Regions from separate parts of the Homo sapiens genome. Here all the other regions are linked to region 2. A link is a loop called in an ENCODE intact Hi-C map of the cell type or tissue named here. Cell type or tissue: GM12878. All regions are shown on one strand.

Region 1 (8,000 bases), 210 kb after region 2:
TGCTCTTAGGGGATGGAAGTGCATGAATTCCTCTGAGAAATGCCCTGCGGTAGAAGCCGCTCCTCCAGGGGTTATCCTCTCTTGGTTTCCTAGCAACCTGCCTGTTGCCATGGTGCCGCCTTACCCAGGCAGCAGATCTGCTGCCCTGTGGAATGTAGGCTCTGATTGTCAGCACTGGGAGGCTGCATGCATTTTCTGTTACCTCTTTTTTTTTTTTCTGGTAGCTAGATTCAAATTGTACTTAGCATGTTACTAAAATATTTAAAAGGAAAAGCATATGTTGTATGGCTAAAATAATGAGACTGATTGTTTTATCACATTCTAGGAAATGTTGTCCTGTCATTTTAAGATTGCTTCAGAAAATCTTTGGTGATTATGTTGTGTACTGGGCTTTTCGGTATCCTCACTGGGGTAAGCCAGGAAACACTTGTTGGGAGACCTTTCTGTAAGCGAGGTCGTTGATTAAGTATGTATATTAGTTGGGCTTAGGTTTGACTGTAAACAACAAATACATAGAATAATAATGGCTTATTTGTTTTTCTTATTTTTGATGGAGTCTCGCTCTGTCGCCCAGGCAGGAGTGCAGTGGCGTGATCTCGGCTTACTACAACCTCTGCCTCCTGAGTTCAAGCGATTCTCCTGCCTCAGCCTCCTGAGTAGCTGGGATTACAGGCACCTGCCACCACACCCAGCTAATTTTTGTATTTTTTGTAGAAATGGGGTTTTGTCGTGTTGCCAGGCTGGTCTTGATTTGTGAGCTCAAAATGATTCTCCTGCCTCAGCTTCCCAAAGTACTGGGGTTACAGGCATGAGCCACCGCACATGGCCCTGAAATCTATGTCTTTAAAAAAGTCCCATTGTGGGGCCAAGCATGGTGGCTCACGCTTGTAATCCTAGCACTTTGGGAGGCCGAGGCGGGTGGATCACGAGGTCAGGAGTTCGAAACCAGCCTGGCCAACACGGCAAAACCCTGTCTCTACTAAAAATACAAAAATTAGCTGGGCATGGTGGCAGGCGCCTATAATCTCAGCTAGTTGGGAGGCTGAGGCAGGAGAATCGCTTGAACCCGGGAAGTGGAGGCTGCAGTAAGCCGAGATCGTGCCACTGCACTCCAGCCTGGGCGACAAGAGCAAGACTCTGTCTCAAAAGAAAAAAAAAAGAGCCCGTTGTTCCAAGCTGTCTTGCCAGGCCCTTGAACTAAGAAGTGAAGTGCTCAATTTGCCCCGAGTGCTGTTCATGTCTTTATGACACATTTAATTGGAAATCTTTAGGAGGTCAAACATTCTAAGAACTTTTTTGGAGTTCAGCATACTGCCTCAGAGAAGGAAGCTGGTATTTGGGGGTAGGGTGTGGGAGGATGAGAATAGAGATTAAAGGCTTTGCTGGCCACATGTTTTGAGAAATAACTCACGAGAAAGTGTTTTTGGGTAGTGTTTATTTATTAGTTATAAATGCTGAAAATGTTATCTGCCTTGTTAGAGTGAAGACTTGGAGCTCCTCGGAGCTCTTTTAGTTCAGCCCACCACTGAAAGGATCCCTCTTATATAGAATTGCTCATAAGTTATGCATTTTGTTTCTGCTTGTTTGCTTCCACTGTTGGTGAGGTCATCACCTAATGATGCCACTCATTCTCTCTTTTTTTTCTGAGACAGGCTCTGGCTTTATTGCCCAGGCTGGAGTGCAGTGGTGCTGGGGCACTGGAGTGCAACCTCCGCCTCCTGGGCTCAATCGATCCTCCCACCTCAGCCTCCTTGGTAGCTGGGACTACTGAGGCGTGCACCACCACGTCCAGCTAATCCGTTCTCTTTTTATGCCCCTGGGTGGATGTTAAATGCATTCTTTACCTGGAGCTGTGGTCTGCTTCCTTGCACCCATTGTTCAGAGATCTGTGGTCTGGAGCCACTCATACCAGCTCCACACCCTGGTGGAAGGTGTACGGGATTCTCCCCCTCCTTGGAGATGACCGCGTGTCTCTGAAACATTCCTTCTCCCGTCACTCATCCCCAGTCCTCCAGGGGACTCTCTGGGTGGGGCCCCAGGCCCTCCCCTCCCTGGCCTCTGCTGAGCAGCTCACGTTGCTCATGGGCGTGTCTCTCCTGGTGCTATTGGCCCTTGCTGTTCTGTTTTCCCTTTGAGTCTGCACAACTTCTCATGGAACCCTGTTAGTGCCATTTGCCCATCTTGTTCTCTTGGACTCTGTGTTAGCCTCTCTTGGCTCTTGCTGCTTCCATTTCTCATGTGGACGTTTTTGAATTCGCCTTCCAGTTAGGTGCCTGACATTGGTATCTCCCACCTCCTCTTCAGTTCTGCCACCTTGTGCCTGGGTGGTTGAGACCCACACATGAGCTTGCCTGTCCTGTCCCTCCCAGAAATCCCTGAAGCTTCCTGCAGTATCGCCCACGGGGTTGAGCCCTCACCTTAGGGTGTGTGGGGCAGGTGAGACCATTCCCCCAAGCACCTGAGATCTGTCTGCCTTTGCAGCCTGGCTGCCGCTACTTCCCTTGGCTTCGCTCCTGAAAAGACAGGACAGTTTCTTCCCTTCCCCACAGAGAACTGGACTCCTTTGGAATGTTCTGGAATTCCCCACTCCCTCTCCACGTAGCCAGCCTTTTCTGTCACCATCTTGCAGGTGCCAATTCCAATTTCGTTTTGAGGAAGGCTCCGTTAGCATTGCCTTGCCGCTCCCATTCCCACCGATGCGTGGGATCACACACCATTACTTAGATGTCTGTTCCTCCTGCTCTTTGGGGTAAAGAAAATCGTGACTGTTCATTTGTTCTTTGGCCTGAGGGCCTCGGGCTCTGCGCAGTCAGTGGAGCTGGTAGCCATGCCTTCAGCTGGGTTGTTTACCTGCTTGTGTGGAGAAAAACCACCCTTGCCTGTAGAGCTTTATGATTAATCCACAGCTGGGACCTGAGAAGTTCCTCAAGTGCTAGGAGAAATGTGTGTGTAATAAAGTTTCTGGGAAAGGGATCCATGTCCCCAAAAGGTTCTGACCCACTGTTTGATCCCCTCTTAGGAGATCTGCTCTGGGAGTGGGCTTTGCACCTCTTGGCGGCTGGGAGCTCCCCAGCACCACCCAGTGGTGCCTGCCCTGAGGACACGCAGTCTATGAACGTATGTCATCATGTCGTTCATCCTGGGAGATGGAATCCGTTGCATACCACAGGCTGTTTTTGTAACATGCACCTTTATGTTTGGCTTGTGGTTGGAGGTAGAAGGGGGTGTCTTGCTAAGAAGGCACTTTCTAGGAGTTGGAATTTACGTGTTACTTCCTGTGTCCACGGAAATCTGTTTTACGCTGGAACTTGACTTTATAGGCGTACCGAATTCTCCACCATGCGTATCTTTTTGCCTCCAGATCTGAGGAAGAGGCCTGCTGCCATTCAGTAGGTCATGGATTGGGAAGTGACAGTCAGTTTGTATTAGCTGGGCCAGTTTCAGATACAAGGGGCTGCCCAAGATTATTTTCAGTCCAGGTTGGCCGGACCAAAACAAGTAACAAAGTCATCATGGAAAACGATTATTGTTTCACATTCCTAGAGGAAGTAGGCAGCCTACAAAGTATTCTCACATGGGCCTGTGAGAGTGTGTTGTGTTCCGGAAACACTCTAGATTTTGGTCAGCTGTAGCTAGTTCCCTGCTGAGAGGGCTGGAGAAAGTAGCTGGGTGGACATTACACTGGATGAGCATTTTTAAGAATCGGGGGTGCTGGTCACTTGCCCCTGCTTTTGGTGGTGACTCCTCTGTCTTGGCTCTGGTCTCCTGAGGTCTGAGCCCATCCTCTTCTGGCTTCCCTGTGTATCACTCTGCCTTCCTCTGCCTAGAGACTCATTTGGTAGCCTCCTGTTCATCTTGATTTGGAGGTAGGGCTAGGCAGTGTATCATGGTGTCATCATGGGTCCTTTTCAGAGTCCTAGGGGCCCAGGGCCTGCTAGGGTGTGGTGGGAGTCATCAGGTCTGGGGTTCCTATTTGTGCTGTCTCTGTGACCGCACAGTCCCCAGAGCCCTTACCCTCATGACTCAATTCTGCCTCCCCTCCACCGCTCCCCTGAGATTTATAACTGAGGCTGGCGCCAGCCATGCTTGGCTACACTGCGGGCTAACTAAGCTTTTGTGAGCCATCTGGGGAGCTTGGTACTGATTTGCATCTGGCACATGTTTTCCCCTGGAAACTAGAGTCCAAACCAGCAGCCTCTGGAATGTGGCCAGCTTGGTTGAGGTTGCGAACTGGACGTGTTTGTGATTTTGCTCCCAGGGGACAGGGAAGGCTATAATCTGGGCAGCAGATGAATAATTCATTTGCTTGTGTCTGAAGGGGTGAAGGTGATCTGACTCGAGCTTTGTGGGACTCAGTCTTTGTGTGAGTAGCTTGTGGAGGTAGTAATGAAAGAAAGCAGTTCATTCCTTACCCTCTCCTGGAGGAAGAACACGTACTGACCTATACAACACGTGTTTCCTATGTGTGTTACACACGTATGTAGAATTGGCTTACAGAGGGAAGCAGCATACAGCAAGATTCCTGAGGTTCTAAGTGTGTTTCTCAGGTGATTGTGTTTTGTTTTTTTTTTTTTTTTTTCTGTCTCAGACTTGGGTCAAGTATCTATTGCAGCAAAAGTTTGTTCAACCCTACTGAGATGCCTGTTGGAGTTTGACCCTCATGCCACCATCCTCTATGTGTAGTCCGATGTAATCTCTTGTTTCCTAGCTAAATAATTGGGCTAGAAGTGAGATGTGAATCTGAGGATTTTTTTCCCCATTTTTTTGGTTCTAAAATCAAGGACCTGTTTTAAGAAACATAGGCACTCTCAAGGCAGTTTATAAAATATTTTTAGGGCTAGGTATGGTAGCTCACCGCTGGAGTGCAGTGGTGAGATCTCGGCTCACTACAACCTCTGCCTCCTGGGCTCAAGCTATCCTCCCACCTCAGTCTCTCGAGTAGCTGGGATCACAGGTGCGTGCTACCATGCCCGGCTAATTTTTTGTAGAGATGAGGTTTTGCCATGTTGCCCAGGCTGGTCTCGAACTCCTGGACTCAACTGACCCCACCTCGGCCTCTCAAAGTGCTGAGATTATAGGCATGAGCCACCGGCAGCTGGCCATTGTTTTATGTTATAAGGGTATGAATTTTTTTTAATTTTAATTTTTATTTTATTTATTTATTTATTTATTTATTTATTTTTTGAAACGGAGTCTCGCTCTGTCACCCAGGCTCACTGCCAGCTCCGCCTCCCGGATTCACGCCATTCTCCTGCCTCAGCCTCCCGAGTAGCTGGAACTACAGGCGCCCGCCACCACACCTGGCTAATTGTTTTTTTTTGTATTTTTAGTAGAGATGGGGTTTCACTGTGTTAGCCAGGATGGTCTTGATCTCCTGACGTCGTGATCCACCCACCTTGGCCTCCCAAAGTGCTGGGATTATAGGCGTGAGCCACCGTGCCCAGCCTGTTTTTCTTTTTTAAAAAAACCCTTCATTCTACAGTTGTTATCCATTTTACAGAAGTCAAAATCTTCCCTGTATTTGAATTTGTTAGTCTTTTCTCCTATGGTTTCTTTTGTTACTTATGGAAACATTTTAAGGTTATGATGATACCTTATTACTTATGGAAACATTTTAAGGTTAAAGTTCTGATACTCCCTGATACTGTTTAAAGGTAGCTAGAGAGGATGAACGTGAACCAGATACATGAGTCCCTTCTAGCCCTGTGACAGACAAGCCAGCTTCTTGACCGGGACAGGCGTGTATCTGTGTGGCTGGTGTCCCATACAGCTTGGTGAGGGGCTGAGTAGCAGAGTCCAGCTCAAGGACAGTCGCCCTCAGCCCTGGGGAAATAAGTCAGGTCGACCTGGTTTGCTACAAAATGGGCCACCTCCTCACGTTGGTTTTCATTTTAGCTCTAGCCGGCCCGGTCCTTGGACTGAAAGAATGCACCAGGGGCTCGGCAGTGTGGTGCCAGAATGTGAAGACGGCGTCCGACTGCGGGGCAGTGAAGCACTGCCTGCAGACCGTTTGGAACAAGCCAACAGTGGTGAGTGCCGCTGCCCTCCAGTCCCAGCCGCAGCACTCCTCTTGGGTCCCCTTAGAACAGCTGTAACTCACTGCCATATTGACAGAGCACTTTTTCTTGCCTTGTTTTGTTTACTTCTCACTGTGACTCTGTGTGGGAGGCAGGACCTATTGGTGAATGTACCCATTTTACAGCAGAGGAGATGGAGGCTCAGAGAGGTTAAGGTTTCACTCTCCTGAGGCTACCTGGTTTCTTGTGGCAGACAGGATGAGGTCCCCCATGCCTGCGGCTCCAGGTGCCTGCCCCATGCTGCCTCTGGGCCTCTGTGCAGATCCCACTTCTCACCTTAGATAAGAGGCCAGTGGGTTGGCAGTGCCCATTCCCACCACTGGGCACATGGGCGCGGCTCTATCCTTGGTCACTCACTCCAAAAAGTAAATGCTGAGCTTTTCAGGTACTTTCTGCCTGTTTCATATTTTGTTCTCTCCTCACTCCTCTCAAACAGGCAAACTGCTGATTGAGATCCTGGAGTGCAGTTGCCATTTAAAATTGGTTTCCAGCTGTAACCACACTGAGGAAGCTAGCACTGATTTTTCATCTAAATAATGCTAAATGTAGCGTATTAATGTGGGGCATGGTCTAAGGCGACAAGCCATGGGTGTGTTCCTCACGGTCCCAAGCCCTCTCAGGAGATGCTCTGCTGACCATGCCAGCTCAACACAGAGCTGCTGCCCTGGGCTCACTTGGGGCTGTGCCGGCCATCATGTGGTACGGGCTGTGTTTGACTGAGTGGACTTTGGGTTCTAAAAAACTTGTCAGTGGCCACTACTGCTCCTTCAGTAAGAGAAGAAAGCTTAGCACCATTCTTTTAGAAACAGTTTGTGAATTATTCACTGGAAAACTGCCTTCTGTGGCCATACTTGCCCTTTTTTTTGGAGGCAGGGTCTGGCTCTGTCACCTAGGCTGGAGTGCAGTGGCACAATCATGGCTCACTGCAGCCTCAACCTCCTAGGCTCAAGCAATCCTCCCACCTCAGCCTCCTGAGTACTGGAACCACAGATGTGGACCAGTATGCCTGGCTAATTTTTGTATTTTTTGTAGAGATAGTGTTTTTACCATGTTGCCCAGGCTGGTCTTGAACTCCTGGGCTAAGGTCATCCTCCTGCCTCCCATAGTGCTGTGATTACAGGCGTGGGCTACCACGACTGGCCTGAAACTACTTTCAGATTTGGTTTCTAATTTGCCTTCAATCTTGTTTTTAATACTACTTCCTGTTTCCAGGTTTAATGTGTGTCCCGTAAGGACTTTAAAACTTGATTGGCTGGTCTTGTCATGGCCCGGCCTTCTGTTTTTGTTTTTTGTTTTTTTTTTTTTTTGAGATGGACTCTCACTCTGTTGCCTAGGCTGGAGTGCAGTGGCACGATCTTGGCTCACTGCAACCTCCGCCTCCCGGGTTCAAGCAATTCTTCTGCCTCAGCCTGCCAAGTAGCTGGGATTATAGGTGTACGCCACCATGCCCGGCTAATTTTTGTATTTTTAGTAGAGATGGGGTTTTCAACATGCTGGTCAGGCTGGTCTCGAACTCCTGACCTCGTGATCTGCCCGCCTCGGCCTCCCAAGTGAGCCACCACGCCCGGCCCGGCCCTCTCTTGATATGGTTCCATGCACAGTACCCTTGACCCTCTGTTTCCACAAATGTTGAGGGCTGTCTGTGGAACTTGAGCATCCTGGGGTTTGGGTGTCCATGGGGGTCCTGGAATTGATACCCCCTCAGATACCAAAGGATGACTGTATTAGCCTGACTAGGTTCAAGTTGGTTTCTCTAAATGCAGCTAAGTTCATAGGTGTTCCTCAGTCTCACCCAGACATGTTTCTTCTCCATGGATGGAAAGTCAGTTGACATCAAGAAGGGAGCCTGGGCATTCTTCCCCAAGGGCCGCAGGAACCAATTAGAATTTCCATGGCCTCTGGTCCAGGTGGGGGCCTTGGTGC
Region 2 (8,000 bases):
ACAGAGTAAGATTCCGTCTCAAAAAAAAAAAAAAAAATTAACCCAGCTCAAATGTCATGACTTCCCTGACCTCCGCAGGCAGAGAGAACTAGGCTGCCTCTGCTCCTTGATGGCCTTGCACAGGCCTCTACCCTGCCCTGGGCTAGATATACGATATATCTATAAGGATATAGAACTGGGTTGCATCTTCTTGACTCCCTGAAGCGCTTCCTGCCAAGTTCTTTGGCATGTCTTGTCACATCTGTATCCTTGAGGCCTGGGCCTCGTGGGTAACCAGGACATACATTGAAATGAATGCATGAATGAATGATCTTGACCCAATTCAGCCCTGACATCACCCTTAGGCTACCTTCTCTACTTGTCATTTGAATATCATCCATGTCTAAAACATCTACCAGCCTGGCCAACGTGGTGAAACCCCATCTCTACCAAAAATATACAAAAAATTAGCTGGGAGTGGTGGCATGGGCCTGTAGTCCCTACTACTTGGGAGGCTGAGGCAAGATAATTGCTTGAACCCTGGAGGTGGAGGTTGCAGTGAGCCGAGATTGTGCCACTGCACTACAGCCTGGGTGACAGAGCAAGACCCTGTCACAAAAAATAAATAAATAAAAAATAAAATAAAATAAAACATCTAAGAGCACTCTTAGTACTTTTTCTCACCGTTGGAGATTCATTTCTCTTCAGTTACTTTAAACAATTTTACTTTTCCCTTTAGAATCTTTCTGTAAATTTTTTCCAAGCCAACATATCCCAGCTGCTTCTTGTTGGAAACCAAAATGTCAACACTTTACATGAATTTCTGAAAATGTTATATTTAGTTAAAAAAACAAGTTTTTAGTAATTTTGATTTACAAAATTTGCACCAGTAAATTTGGTGGCTGCATCTAAGGTATTTTGGTATTTTGGCAAATTGGCCTACTTTCTGCCTCTTGAACTTTTGTCCCAGCTTATATTTCAAAGAGAACTGTAATCCAAAGGAATGACTGAGGGTGGGCATGTGTGTCCTTTGGAGAGAGTCTGATTTGTTATCTTCTCTTACCCTATTCATAATTGACTTCAATTCACATCCCTGTGCTTTTTCAGCGTCACCCTTTTCAGCACTAAGCACCCATCAGAAAGTGCCCTGGAGTGACCTGTCTGAACCGGAGAGAGGGCTGCTGCCAGGATGGGCACCGTCTCCCTTTGCTTTCACTGGTTGCTTGGTCAGCAGGGGCAGGGTTTTAGAAACAGGACTGTACCAGCCAAGAGCCTTTGGTTGCAAGTGACAGACACCTACCTAACTCTGACTGGCTTAGACAGAGAAATAATGTATTGGCTCTCACAGAAGATGGGGATCCTGCAGCAAGTCTTGGAATTGAAGGAAGAATTTGAGGAACCAGGTCTTTGGGGATGGCAACTGTGAGTTCAGCACCCCAGGGCTCCTCCATGCTGACCGTCTTTGCTTTACTGTTTCTTTTCACCTGTTGGCCTCATTCTGTCTGACTCCTGATGGGCTGTCTCCATGTAGCAGGGAACAAGACTGCCCCAGCAGACAGAGAGAGCTGGTTGCACCCGAAATCTGCATATTAATCCCAGGGAAGGACCCTGATTGGATCCGTTACTGTTGCCAGGTGGATGGAATGCAGTGATTGGCCAGGTCTGGGCCAGTCATGTGCCCATGCTTGCCTCCAGGGCATGGGTCTATTACCAGGGGAAGGGACCCTGGAAAGACACAAAACCAACAGCCCTCTCTATACAAGAGGTGAGTGAAATAGCTTGAAGGAAAACCCCTGGGGAGGTGTGTAAATGTCAAATTCTTTATTTAGCATGCTTGGGGACCCAGGATTTTGTAAAGATTTAGACTCTGCTGTTTCATTTCAACCTACTGACCCCACTTGGCCACATAACTTCATCCAACTAAGCTCATTGCTCACTGCTTGGTGAAGAAATATTCAAGGAAGGGATGGATGAATGTTACTGTGCATGACCCACACGTTCCTCCTCTGGGTCTTTCACTGCTCTATCGCCTGGAATATGCCTTGCACTCCCACCAGTTTCTGCTTGTCTTGTCATAGCCATCCTTGAAGCCCAGTTCAGGTGCCACCTCTTCCATGAAGCCCTCCCTGATCCCACTACCAGCAGGGTTTCTTTCTTTTTATGATCTTGTTTCAACCCACTTTTTTTCAGTGTTTTCCAGGTACACTTCCCCCCACTTTTTATAGACTCTAGCCTGATTTTGTGTTGTTTGTGTTGTGTACCGGTTTAGCAGAAAGAACTTTCCAATGATTAGTCCATCACTCAGCTGGGAGATGTGAGCTCTCCCTCCCTTGAGGCTTTAGAGCAGAGGCCTGTTTGCGGGATGTTGTAGAAGGGCAAGGGTTTCCTGGGGATTGCATGTTGGTTTTCTAGGGCTGTCATGAGAAATGACCATACACTGGGTGGTTTAAAACAACACAAATTTATTCTTCCACAGTTCTGGCAGCCAAAAGTTCAAACTCAAGGTGTCAGTGGGGTTGGCTCCTTCTTGAAGTTCTTGGGGAGGATCTGTGCCAGGCCTGTCCCCAGCTTCTGTGTTTGCCAGCCATCCTTGCATTCCTGGACCTGCAGATGCCTCACTCTAGGCTGTCTCCATTTCCATATGGCCTTCTCCTCTGTGCCTGTCTATCTTCCTCGTCTTCCTCATTCTTCTTCTTCTCCTCTTTCTCCTTATCCTTCTTCTTGTCCTCCTTCTTCTTCTTTTTCTTTCTTCTTCTTTTTTTTTTTTTTTTTTTTGAGACAGGGTCTCATTCTGTGGCCCAGGCTGGAGTGCAGCGGTATGATCATAGCTCACTGTAACCTCAAATTCCTGGGCTCAAGTGACCCTCCTGCCTCAACCTCCTGAGCAGCTAGGACTACAGGTGTGAGCCACCAAGCCTGGTTAATTTTTAAAAATTTCTGTAGAGACTGGGTCTTGCTATGCTGCCCAAGCTCATCCCAAACTCCTGGCCTCAAGCAATCCTCCTTCCTCGGCCTCCCAAAGCATTGGGATAACAGATGTGAGCCACTGCACCCAGCTGGTATTCTCCCTCTTCCTATAGAGACATAAATTGTTGGATTTAGGGCCCACCCCAAATCCAGTATGATTTTATCTTCAGGTGATTTACTAATTACATCTGTAAAGATCTTATTTCTAAAATAAGGTCACATTCCAAGGTTCCTGGCGGACACAAATATTTGGGACTTATTATTCCGCCCACTACAGGGATTGTGTGCTGGAGAAACTGAACATAAACCACAGAGGCCAGACGGGTAACTGGAGAGTGCGGGTCTCTGCCTGTCATTGTCAGACTTGGCTTTCCAAAGAAGCCAGAAATCTGGATTTGTACGTAAAATATCTAGATTTTTAAATGCTGGTAACATATTAAGAACCTGGTCCCTATATTCATGCTTTATAGATAGCACATCTATAGGTCGCATTCAGCCTGTAGAGCAACCAGTTTGTGACCTCTAGTGGAAGCTCTAAAACTTGGCTTCTGTGAGCTCAGAAAGACAGCACGGACCTATGCACTTCTGCCAGTAGCCACCAGAGGGCGTGCTAGGCATTGCGTCAGAAAACGCCTCTGGCAACCAGGCCCAGGAGGTGGCCAGGGAAATCCAACGGAGGTTTTTCAAGTCAGGGAGTGGATGGGATCGGGGGAGGTCTGGGATTAGGCTAATGACCAAAATTCATTCTATTTAACATTTACTCTTCCATAATTGTCTCTTAATCTTTTATGACTGGTACCCCTTGTCCACTAAAGATACCTGCTCCCTTGGCAGACAAAACAAGTTCAAAAACAGCAAAAGAATACTACAGGGAAAAGAAAGGAACAGCCAACAATAACCATTTGAAGACTTTTCTTGATTATGAATCAATCAATTAACTTAAGAAAATTGACACATGGCTGGGTGCGGTGGCTGACGCTTGTAATCCCGGCACTTTGAGGGCCGAGGTGGGCAGATCACTTGAGGTCAGGAGTTTGAGATCAGCCATGGCTAACATGGTGAAACCCCATCTCTGCTAAAAATTCAAAAATTAGCCGGGCATGGTGGCATGCGCCTGTAATCCCAGCTACTCGGGAGGCTGAGGCAGGAGAGTCGCTTGAACCTGGGAGGTGGAGGTTGCAGTGAGCTGAGATTGCACCACTGCACTCTAGCCTGGGTGACAGAGCAAGACTTCGTCTCAGAAAACAAACAGATAAACAAACAAACAAACACCCCTCATGTACCCACCCCTAGCTTCAACAATTAGCAACTCATGACAAATCTTGGTCCCTCTATGTACTTTTTGTTTCTTTGCTGGAATATTTTAAAGCAAATCCCAGGCATTGTATAACTGTATCCCAAAATACTTTAGATAGACACATTGTTTTATTTGTTCTTTTATTGTTGCTGTTGTTCTTTGTTTTCCACCAGAGAACTAACTCACAGCTAACTCTCATCCAACATGGGCGGATGAGAGCCCCTCTTAACTCGTCTCAGCCTCAGCTGTCTTAGGGGTGGGAGCAAACACCTTTTCCATAATTTCCATCTGTAGGTCCACTTTTCTGTTTTCCACCTTTTAAGAAATTTTTTAATGGAGATGGAGGTCTCACTATGTTGCCCAGGTTGATCTTGAACTTGTGGGCTCAAGTGATCCTCCTGCCTCAGCCTCCTAAAGTGCTGGGATAACACGTGTGAGTCACAGTGCTCGGCCTCTACTCATTTTTCAAAAATCAGATAGTATGGGTAAAACTCAGTGGTGTATTTTATTTTATTTTATTATTTTTGTTTATTTATTTTTTGAGATGGAGTCTCACTCTGTCACCCAGGCTGGAGTGCAGTGATGTGATCTCGGCTCACTGCAACCTCCACCTCCCATGTTCAAATGATCCTCTGCCTCAGCCTCCCGAGTAGCTGGGATTACAGGTGTGTGCCACCACGCCTGGGTAAGTTTTGTATTTTTAGTAGAGACGGAGTTTCACCATGTTGACCAGGCTCGCCTCGAACTCCTGACCTCAGGTGATCCACCCGCCTTGGCATCCCAAAGTGATGGGATTACAGGCATGAGTCACTGCGCCCAGCCTCAACAGTGTATTTAAATAATTGCCCAAACTCAGCCTTGCTGACAGACAAAGATGGCCACTGCCAAAGCTCATTTCTTGGCCGACACTTGGGCCTATCACAGCTCAAAGTGTTTGTGGGTTAACTGAGGCCTATGATGGCTGAATTTGGTGTAGATAAAAGGTAGTCTTAGGGTGTCAATGTCAAATGTTCAAAGGCCAAAGGTTTCGGGACTTGCATTTGCCTCAGTTTGTTCTTACCTGCTCTGGATATTGGTGATGGCTCTGTGTGGAAGATTATATTTTCCAAAGATGGTTGCAACATCCCTCAATCTACATGATGTTGAGTGACCTTGACACTCCTTCCATGGAGAGGTCTGTGTCCTGCATCTTTGAATCTGTTGGGCCTGTTGCTTGCTCATAGCCAATAGAAAGCAATGGAAGTAACACGGATGACTTCCAATCCTAGCCTATAGTATGTGATGCAGCTTCTGCTTGGTCAGTTAGAATACTTGGGCTTGGAGGCCCGAGCTGCCATATAAGTAGACTAGCCATCCTGAAGCTGCCATGCTGTTAGGAAGCACAAGCTGTCACACATGAAGAGACCACATGGAGAGGCCCTGAGACTATATGAAGAGAGACACTCGGCCATCCCTAGCTGTTCCAGTCTTGAGCCATTCCAACACCAGCCTCCATCTGACTACAACTTTATGAGATCCTTCCTGAGCCAGAACCACCCAACTGAGCCCATCCTGATTTCCTGGACCTCAGAAACTATGAGAGATAATAAAAGGATTGCTGTTGTGAACTTTAGTTCACTAAGTTCTGGGGTGATTTGTGACTCAGCAATAGATATTTGGAACACTTTTGAATATGTTCTGTAGATTTTCCTCTGAGGTTGGTGGAAAAGCCCTCCTAGGCTTGGGTGGAGTGAACAGCTTTCTGTATATTCTGATTTCAGTAACCTCCAAATATTCTTCTACTTGTGCCAGACAGTCGACAACTCTTGGCTGACTCTTTGCGATGTTGCTACCTGTCCTTCTTATGAAGAAGCGAACAGCGAGTGTCTGACCCCATCTCACTCTATCCTATTTTGAAGAAATGAGTCAGCCCCTTTCCTGAATGGGGCCAGCCGAGGGAGGCTGCCAGGTGTTCCCCTGGACAGATGGATTGTCTGATATTTGCAGATGCCTCAGCCCCTCATCGAGGCTTCCCTGCACCCTGTCCTCACACTCTATGAGCCAGCCTCCTTCCCAGTTGCCCTGCCTCTCCAGAGAACTCTCTACCCTCTTTAATGCCAAAAGCAGTCACTTATTTTCTCCTATGAACACTGGGAAATAGTAACTGACCACATTTTTGGTTTTGCTTTGGTTGCTTGAAGATGTATGGCCACAGTTGTGGCTTACCATGATAAGGGCATAGATCACGCTGGTAGAAGAATGATGAAAAAATACACAATTCTAATACTCAGAGATAAGGACACTTTGAAGTTTGTGGTACAGCCTCCCAGACTACACACATACGTAAAAGTGGGATTTTACAATACATAGAGTTTATACTGTGACTCTTGACTTCTTGGAGGCCATAGTCATTTCAAGAAGGTCATGAGACTTCTAGCTCCCTTTGAGGAAAAATCCTCTTAGGCCTATACATACAAACTTGCCATTAGGTTCTATAAATACATAAGTAGTAAATTAATTAGGTTCTATACCTATAACTTCAGTATTAATCACTGCATAATAAATATTATGAATTGAATTGTGTGGCTATATTGTAATTTATTTAATCAATTCCCTATCATTGAACATTTACATGGCTTCTGATGTTCCTCTGTTTTAAACTATACTCAAAATCTCGACCTGGTGTGGTGGCGTGCACCTATAGTCTCTACTAAGGAGGCTGAGGCAGGGAGACTGCTTGAGCCCAGGAGTTTGAGGCTGCAGTGAGCTAGGATCCCACCACGGCACTCCAGCCTGAGCAACAGAGTGAAACCCTGTCTCTTAAAAAAAAAAAAAAAAGTCATTCTGAGCATTTCATCCGAGTCTTCATTTACACTGGTTGCATCTGATGTGTCCTTGTAGCTGCTTTAGATCTTCTCTGGAACAAGGCAGGGCATGTTTAAATACATGCAGTGTTTTAAAAATGAGAAATACACCTTGGAACTGTCCCTAGCTGTGGCCCCAGGCGGATCCCGGTCCTGCCTCACCCACAGCTCCAGGAGGCCTGCGGAAGCAGGACTGGGCCCTGTTTCCAGGCAGCACGCGTCAGTGGTGCCTGTGATACATGCTGCCTGGCCAGAGAAGCAGTGACTTATGTTGTGGGTTGAGGAAGAACAGGGGCTGTGTGTTCATTCCTGGATTCAGGACCTCGCAGAGCTGGGTGGGGAGGGGGCTGGGAACGTGGCAGAGGCTGGCTGTCGGTCCTGTTTACCTCCTGGATGAGCAGGAGGGGGAAGCAGCTGGCTTCCAAGGGCCAGGGTGCACCAGCCGGCTGGTTCATGTGTCCACAAAGGCGGCCCTTCAGCAGCGGGCAGGGACTGTGTCCTCGTGCCTGCCAGCAGTGTCTGGAGGCTGCCCGTGGAGGTGGGTAGGGCCCAACACAAACAGCCACCAGAGAAAGGGGCCTTTATGGCCAGTGGAGGACGGCTGCTGGACTGCAGGGAGGATGCCAGCACCGTGCGGCCAGGGAAGTGGCCAGCAGGTGCTGCTCCAGGCCGTCCTGGCATGGTTGCACCAGGGCATTTGGGAAGAGGCTGTGTGCAGTGCTATGGGTCAGGGGCTTGTCTGCACTTCCTTCCTTCCTCCCTCCTTCCTTCCTTCTTGCCCTCCTTTCTTTCCTGTCTGTCTCCCTTTCATTTTTTTGTGGGGGGTGGTTCTTTCATCATTTTTCTTTCTTTCTTTTCTTTCTTTTTTTCTTTTCTTTTTTTTTTTTTTGAGACAGAGTCTCGCTCTGTTGCCC
Region 3 (8,000 bases), 670 kb after region 2:
CCAACTGAGGCAGTGCCATCACCCCCATTTTAGAGATCAGAAAACTGAGGCTCAGGAAATGTAACTTTAAGCGGAGGAAGCTGGATTCAAATCCAGATTTTTCTGGGCTCTCCAATGAGAGTTAACCTCTGCACCATACAGGAAACAGATAATAAACAATTACTGAGGGCTTGTTAGGTGTCAAAGGACAGTGCCAGACACTTTCTGGACTTTATTTTACTGAAACCCTACACCGACCATGCCAGTTAGGTATATTAACCCAGTTTTACAGATGAGGAAACTGAGTCTCCAAGAGAATAAGGGAAGCCTCTCATTGCCATGCTGGTTGACGTCTTGGGAGTTGGACAGATTACAGTAATCAGCTAATGGCTGAGCAGTGCTCTGAAGATGAAAAGCCCTTATTGAAAGTGCTAAGCATGATGATTAAGTTGGAAGGTGGAATTAGCTGCACAGTGGGAGCAGGCTGCAGCCAACAGGAGAGGATTAGCGACTACTTGCCTGATTCTGTGGAAGGCAGGTTAGGAGCGAAAAAAACTGAGAAAGGTTTTCAGCTCCATGGTGGTGCTCACATCCAAGAGGATGAGACAGTCTGTGGACCTGCAAGGCAGTGATCACACCCCAGTGTTGAAGGGATCAGACAGCATCCATGGAAAGCAAAGTGGGCTCCCAGCTCCCTTTGCCTTTTCTCCATCCATCCATCCTTCCATCCATTCATCCACCCATCCATCCATCCATCCAACAATTACTCACCAAGGACCTAGTAGGCCTCACGCAAGCTCTCATGAGGCTCCCAACCCAGTGGAGGGAGATACACATTTAACAATAATCACATACCAAAGAATTATTGTTCATTTTTTAGATTTAATAACAGGAGCTTTGCTCTTTTGATTTTATTTTTTAAGACTTAACTTTTTTAGAGTAGTTTTAAGTTCACAGGAAAATTGAGAAGATGGTACAGAGACTGCCCCCACGTTGTGCACAGCCTGCCACAGTATCAACATCCCCCAGCAGAGCAGAGCATTTGATACAGTAGTGAGCCTGCACTGACACACCATCATCACCCCAAGTCCATAGCTCACATTAGGGTTCACTCTTGGTGTTGTACATTCTGTGGGTTTGGATAAATGTATAATGACATGTATTTGTGGTTATGTTTTATACAAGAGCCCTTATTTTTAGCAATACCTACCAAAACATTTACAAATGTGTTGCCTCAAATTAATACTAGGAGGCAGGAGTGAGTAGGGGTAGAGATAAAACAAGATTGACCTCGAGTTGATCATTGTTGAAGCTGGGTGATAGGTATATGGAGTCTGTGATACTGTTCTGTTTTGGGTTTTTCTGGTAAATGTTGGAAACTTTTCATAATAAAGTTTTGTTTAAAAAAACAAATATTGATAAATAATTAGCACTTATAATAAGTGCCACAAAGGAAGAATGAATGGCGTGATGAGAGATTATTGTAGAGGGACCCACTTTAGACTTGGGGGTGGGAGTAGGGGGTCGGTTTGGGACAGGGTGAAGCATTGGGGCATCCTTAAGCCTCGTGATTGCCAAAGTAACCCTTTCTGTCTCCTTCCTCCCAGAAGGGCAGGCTGGCAGTGTCCTGGGGAGAGACCCCTACCTTTTGAGCATCACTAGCAACCTACTGGGAGACCAGGATCCTGGAGAAGTCAAGATCAGCCCCAAAGTCCCTCATCAATTGTGATGGAGGGAACAGAGGGAAGTCCCAATTGCAACCTGCACCCATCGCTGTGCATGCCCATGTTGTGTGTGTACATTATTTACCTACTATGAGCACGGCCTCATTAGAACAACCTCAGGGGAGGGGAGCAGGACTCCCCACTTTACAGATGAGAAAAATAAGGCTCTGAGAGGTAAAAAAGGACTCGCTCAAAGTCAGCAGCAGAGCCAAATACCAAGGTTTATCATCTTGTTAGTGTCTCCCCAACCGCCCCCCGACCTGTTAACACAGCCATCATTCCTACATCGCAGGGAGAAAAATTGTTAACAAGACGGCTGGAACCTCAAGCCACAGGAGCTGTGGGCCCAGAGAAGGCAGGGCCATTCCTCTTAAGTGTAAAAGCCGTGGGGTGAGGGCATGCGGGAAGGGAGTGAGAGCTATAGTTTGCTGGAAATCTGAAGAACCAAATGACCTTGGGCCTCCAAACATGAGACAAAACAGAGTTCAGGGGTAAGCGCTCCTCCCCATCCCTTCTAGTGTCCCTCGGATGCAGATCTGGCTCAATTTCCAGGTATCTGTGAAAGGAAGGGTTCCAGCTCCAGGTTAAGGGGCACATGCTTGGTCACATGCTGTGGGCTGGAGGGTATAGGGATGGACCTTGAGGGAGTATGGGGTAAAGGACCTTAGGCACTGGGAGCCAGGGAGCTCTCAGGCCAGTGTGCCCCACTATTTCAGGCCAGCAGTGTCCACAAAGTGCACTCGGGATTTTTCCAAAGTGTCCAGCCTATAGCACTCCTCACAACAAAACTGGATCCCTGTATCAAAAGACAAAATGATAAGAAATTTAGCTTAAAGATCTCAAATGGCTTTATTGCAATTATAGAATCTGGCAACACTTCATTCCATAAAATAGAATAAGTGTTCTGATAAGCTGAGCAGAGGGAGTTGGTTTTATAGACAGAGAGGGCTGAAGGAAACAGAAGAGAAGAACAAAGAGCCTATTAGTTGCTTCAGAGCCACTTCCCTCACGAGGTGGGGACAGGGAGACAGAATGATAGAAAAACAACTGATTCATTAGCATCAGGTTACTCAACGCTACTTCTTTCATATAAGGAATAAAGCAGAGGGGATTCACTCTTGTGACCATTGAGATTTGAACTGGCCTGTTTGGGACATTGGCTGTTACCTCTTTTCAGGTAACTACTTAGTTTGGGTTTAGTGCCATGGAACTTTAGCATGGGTGACTCCCTTTGGATTTTTAGCCTGGTCTGCTGGGGCCTAATTCAGAAACTTAGTCCAAAACAATGGCCTCCTACAATTTTCATTTAACGCTTGCCTGCTCTGAGAAGAGGAGGAATGACAAGAGAGCAAAACATGGGCTGGCCCTCTGCCCTCACTGGTAAGGAGCTCACCTTTTGGACTCAGACCTGGATTCAAATTCTTGGGCAAGCCACTTAAATCCTCCAAACCCTAGTTTCCCCGTTGGGGGGCAACATCTCCCTCTCAACTGAGGCATTGTGAGGGTGAAGCAGACAATGAGAGCAAAGCATTTGGCAGAGCATTTGGTCCTCCCTGAAGCCAGCCATCGTCCTCCTCCTCACTGGGCAATGACACCTCCCCTAGTTGTTCTCATCTAAGGTGGTGTTTCTCTAGAAGCTGATCCCAGACAAGGATTAAAGTGCAAGTCGTTTATTAGAAGTGAATTCAGGAAGCTCCAGCTGAAGAATGAGGAAGTGAGACAAGAAAGGGAAGGAGACCAAAAAAAGATGTGTTATCAAGCAGGTTACCATTGTAGACAACGGGAGCTCAAGCCCATAAGGGAGCTCTGGGGAACAGCCTAGCAGAACAGTCGTTCTCAAACTTCAGCACAGACTCACTAGGAGGGCTTGTTAAAACACCAATGACTGGGCCCCAGCCCCTACAATTTTAGATTCAGTAGGTACAGGGTAGTAGTAGGCTAAGAATTTGCATTTCTAACTAGTTCTCAAGTGGTACAGTTTGCTGCTGGTTTGGGACTACACCCTAAGAACCACAAAGTGTCTCAGCATGATCTCACTTGAGGGATGAGGAAGCTAGGGAATTTATCCACCAACTCCCTGTTCATCAGTATTTGGGAGCTGCTTCTGAGGGCATTCACCCTCTGGCACTCAAGTTGACTCAGGCTAAAATCGCTCCTATGGCCAGAAAAGCCCTATTAAGCCTGTTGCTAGGGTCTCAGGTCCTTTGGCTGGGAGACAGGGTGGGAGGAGAACCGCAGAGAAGCTTGCAAGGTAGTTTGACATCTGACTGAAGGATTTCAAGGGAAGCTAAGGGTCAAAGACGGCTTCGTTGAGTCCCTAGCTATGCATTCATATGGTCGTATATTTTTGTAAAATTAGCAAAAATATTTTGTTATGATTTCTTTTTACATTCTAAGTTCATTTTTGTACCTAACTTTATATTTGTAATTTTTTATTCTTTTTTCCAAAAGAGGACCCCCCCCCCCAACATTGTCTAAGCTTCAGACCCCATAAAACCTGGATTGGCCCTGCATGGCCTAGTAGGAACACAGATTTAGGTTTGCTGAACTGAAATGAGTGTCCACGGTTTGACTCATTAAGAACTCAAGCCACCTGAGTTCATGCCCACCCAAGTTCAAATTCCAGCTCTGACACTCCCTAGTTTGAGGTAGTTTGGCCAAGATGCTTAATCTGTCTAAACTCCTATTTTCTCATTTACAACTTGGGACAGCAAAATCAGATGATCAAATTAAGTAATCCTTGCAAAGAGCCAGGCCGACAGTAAGTGCTCAACAAATATGAGTATCTTTTTTATCATTATTTGTTCCCCTGGTTTATTTCTGTTTCTTATCATTTGCCTTGACGATCTTCCTCCAAGACCAGGTAGGAATGAGTGATCTGGGGACAAAACAAAAAGCCGCTTCCAAAATTGGCAGGTCGCCTCTCTCTAGGGCTTTCTTGCCAGTTCTTCCAGCCCTACTGGCTCCGCTCCCTCTACTGGGCGTCCACCTCGTTGCCGGGTAACTACCGACGGCCCCCGCGCGGGCATTGGCTGTGCGGCCCGGCTCCCGGCCTGCCCCGCGGCTCCCGGAAGCCCTCGCGGCCATCTATTTCGTGGCCGGTGGCTGTTTGCCTGCCAGAGGCCAGCGGGGGCGGTCCAGTCCCTGGCTCTAGGAGCTGTTTCTGGCCGAGCTGAGCGCGGCGGGCTCGGCATAGCCATGAGTTGCTGAACTGGGTGGTTTTGCGGACCTGACGATTCGCCATACCCCGCTTGGTGTGTCACTGCCGTGGGCGTCTCCAGGTAGCCTCAGCCCAGGGGATACCTGGAGCGGCAGCTTAGAGCATCTTCCGGGAGCATCCGCCGGCGGCCTGGGCACCTCCCCATCAGCCCCTGCCGTGCCACCCCAGCCTGGGCCTTGAGGCCCGGAGATCTGAGCACTTCGGGACCTATCCCTCAGCCTAACCATCTTGGTTCAGCTCTGTGACACTGGGCCAAGTGACCTTGAGAAAAGACAGGGCCGGGCGCGGTGGCTCACGCCTGTAATCCCAGCACTTTGGGAGGGTGAGGTCTTGAGGTCAGGAGTTCGAGACCAGCCTGGGCAACATGGTGAAACCTCGCCTCTACTAAAAATATAAAAATTAGCCGGGCGTGGTGGCAGGTGCCTGTAATCCCAGCTACTCGGGAGGCTGAGGCAGAGGCAGAGGCAGGAGAATCTCCTGAATCCAGGAGGTGGAGTTTGCAATAAGCTGAGATCACACCACTGCATTCCAGTCTGGGCAACGAAGGGAGACTCCATCTCAAAACAAAACAAAACAAAAAAACACAGAAACAAAAACCCACTTCTAATTGCTGCTACTCAGCATATACATTCAGGGAAACTTGAATCTATGCTCCTGGGTGGCCATCCTCAAGCTTTGGGCTTGAATAAACTCTATAGCTAGTCATATTTTCTATATCTTATTATTTAAGGTTGACAAACTTCAGAAGCTTCTTTGCCCTTCTGGTACTGATAATACCAACAGTGAATAATAAGTGACATTGTTATTGGTTGCTTACTTCCTACCCCTGATAAATGGTCTAATGTTGAAATCTAAGAGGTATAATAGTTATTACATGCATTTAGTAGAATGGGTATAATGAATGAGGAAATAGGCTCAGGGAAGAATTTGATTTGCTCTGACACAGCTCTACAGGGCCAGATTTCCAACCCAGGCTAGTCAAGTCCAGAGCCTGCAATTTTCACTTCAAGTCTTCCTGTGAGGATTGACAAGAGGATGTTCAGTCTTAGCCAGGTGCCTGGCAGCTACTGAGGGCCCAGTGGAGGTTAGTGGGCAAATCATCATAGTAGTTTCAATAAGCAATAGTTCTATCAGTATCAAAGAGTGGCTGTGGTCAGAGCTTTGTAAGAGACACATTGCCGTGTTTACTTAGGACAGGAACAATCTGGAGTTTGTTTCCACCACTCCCTGGAGTTTCAAGTCCTTAAAAATGTTCAAGCTGGTTTGGCTTTGTGTCTTCTATTTCCTGTTTACACTTTGCCCCACCTCTATTTTTGCCCCTTCTTCCCCCTCTTCTAGTTATACCTAACACCACTGCTGACGCTCTTCGCTTCTGAAAAATGGCCAGCTTTCTGCCCTCAATTTAAAGGGATCAATCAGTGGCCCCAGAAGTTCTTATTTTTCTTGGCTAAAATGAAAATGGTGAAAACACCAACCACAAAAGGCAGACTCTTGTTAATGGGGGTCCTAAATGTGAAAGGGAGAACTTACCTGGCCCATGAGTATCTGTTTGGCTTTCAGGGGAGACAGCCGTCTGTGTTCTTCCTAAATGTCAGCTTATACCACTCTGGGGTTTGGGGATTCCTGCCTGATTCTCCATTTCCTTGCCTATGAAATGAATAATATTAGTCACGTCCGAGTACCACCTGCATTTTTTTTAAAGTGCTTCTTAAATTGATTTTTTTAGTTGATTTACTTATATTTACTTTTAAAATCTGTATGTCATTACTTTAATGGAAAACCACTATCACCTGGCGTAAATAGAAAGTAAGAAACCACATAAAGAGATGAAAATTAAAATATTGTTTTCAATTCTAGTGGGCAAAACCTTGATCTCTTTGTTAAAAAGGGAAACTGTTGAGTTTTAGTGAGGTGTTGAAGAATGCAAGCACTAAACTGCAAGTTTCTCCTGTGGGTAATCAGGATTGAACGTACTGAAAAGGGGAGAACTTGGACGTGCTGCAGTTCTGTGTTTAATACTCTGCTTGGTAGCACCTAAAGTCACACAGCACAGTACCAGCACTTCACTCTTTCCACATGTGGAGAAACGGTGGCCGCAGTAGTCCTTGGAGCCTTCAGTGCTCATGTCTAATAACAAGCATTTGCTCTGATTCTCTTAGGGTCGGTGGGGCAGGTGGGATGGGGTGCAAATGGATCTAAGAGCAGGATAATAACAAGAGCTAATATCTGATAGGGTTTTTGCAGTTCACAAAGCTCTCTCACAAGCCTGCTACTTCTGTACTCCCACCTGCGCTATTCCTCCTCTGCATTATCGCCATCTCAGGCATAGGTGAGATGAGCTGTTCAGCAGGATTTGATATGTACCAAAAGCTGTTCTACTACTGCTGCATCCTCCCAGGACCCCAAGAAGCAAGCGGGGAGCAGCTATTCTCATCTTACTTTCTGGAGCAGGAGAGGCTTGACTCACAGAGGCAAGCGACCCCATTTCTGGACCAGTCTCTGCACTGTCAAACAGTGTCTGAATAGGAAGGGGATGTTGGAAGAGGGTTTTACATGGAGCAAAACGTGGATAATGACACGCTAGCGGCAAGCCAAGGAGGTTAGGGGATCCAGGTTCTACACCAGAAGGGGCCCAACTCAAAGTGGTGAAGTCGCTGGCTGCTGCCTTTCACCAGCTGCCTTTCTCCCGCTGCCAGCTGAGGACCTGCACCCTTCCAGGATGGAGATGGGGACAGGGGCAGGCAACATTACTCTTCTTGTAGTTCTCTGCCCAAAAATCTAGGCTTCTCAGGCCTGCTTCCCACAACACACACACACACACCCCAACATGGAGCCTCTTGGCTTACCTTCGGGTTACCATGGCGGGAGCAGAATGGAGCTCTATCTTCTTACCATGAAGTTACACAGATATCATTATCTTGAAACCTCTTAAGAGGTAAAAAGGTGGCCAGCCATTGACCAGAGAGGACCCTTGGCCCCTGCCTATCATCTGTCACGCATGTCCTGAGGGGGTGGGAAATGGTTAAAGGGAGAGAGGAAAGGGAGCCCCCTAAATCTCTACCAATCCTGGCTATATA

Evidence for each region. A loop is a pair of places that touch in the nucleus more often than their neighbours do. Peaks named below come from ENCODE experiments on the same cell type or tissue, not always from the same donor. Only the 100,000 strongest peaks of a DNase experiment are listed, where the experiment ranks them.
Region 1: a loop joins it to region 2, with 5 times the contacts of the local background. A loop is called at or near these places in 6 of 110 quality-filtered maps.
Region 3: it touches region 2 in a loop (7-fold over the local background); 4 of 110 quality-filtered maps call a loop at or near these places.

The regions. Positions count from the first base shown.
Region 1 is chr10:71,832,401-71,840,400 of GRCh38, reverse strand. It overlaps PSAP (prosaposin), which reads left to right. Exons shown (of 14, transcript NM_002778.4): 2 at 5,896-6,029. Among named protein-coding and RNA genes, the nearest start is that of PSAP, 15 kb to the left of the region's middle. RefSeq lists enhancers at 1,447-2,215, 2,986-3,755, 3,659-3,758, 3,869-3,938, 3,756-4,525. In GM12878, a CTCF peak has its summit at 3,080 (motif pointing left); DNase peaks (open chromatin) are centred at 3,520, 3,990 and 7,260; H3K4me3 peaks cover 2,110 bases; H3K27ac peaks cover 3,430 bases.
Region 2 is chr10:72,044,243-72,052,242 of GRCh38, reverse strand. No RefSeq gene overlaps it. Among named protein-coding and RNA genes, the nearest start is that of SPOCK2, 40 kb to the left of the region's middle. In GM12878, CTCF peaks have their summits at 3,517 and 7,742 (motif pointing right); a DNase peak (open chromatin) is centred at 3,502.
Region 3 is chr10:71,374,265-71,382,264 of GRCh38, reverse strand. It overlaps a transcript of SLC29A3 not described here. Among named protein-coding and RNA genes, the nearest start is that of CDH23, 19 kb to the left of the region's middle. RefSeq lists a silencer at 4,673-4,742 and enhancers at 4,873-5,022, 5,078-5,638. In GM12878, a CTCF peak has its summit at 4,714 (motif pointing left); a DNase peak (open chromatin) is centred at 4,768; H3K4me3 peaks cover 1,143 bases; H3K27ac peaks cover 1,142 bases.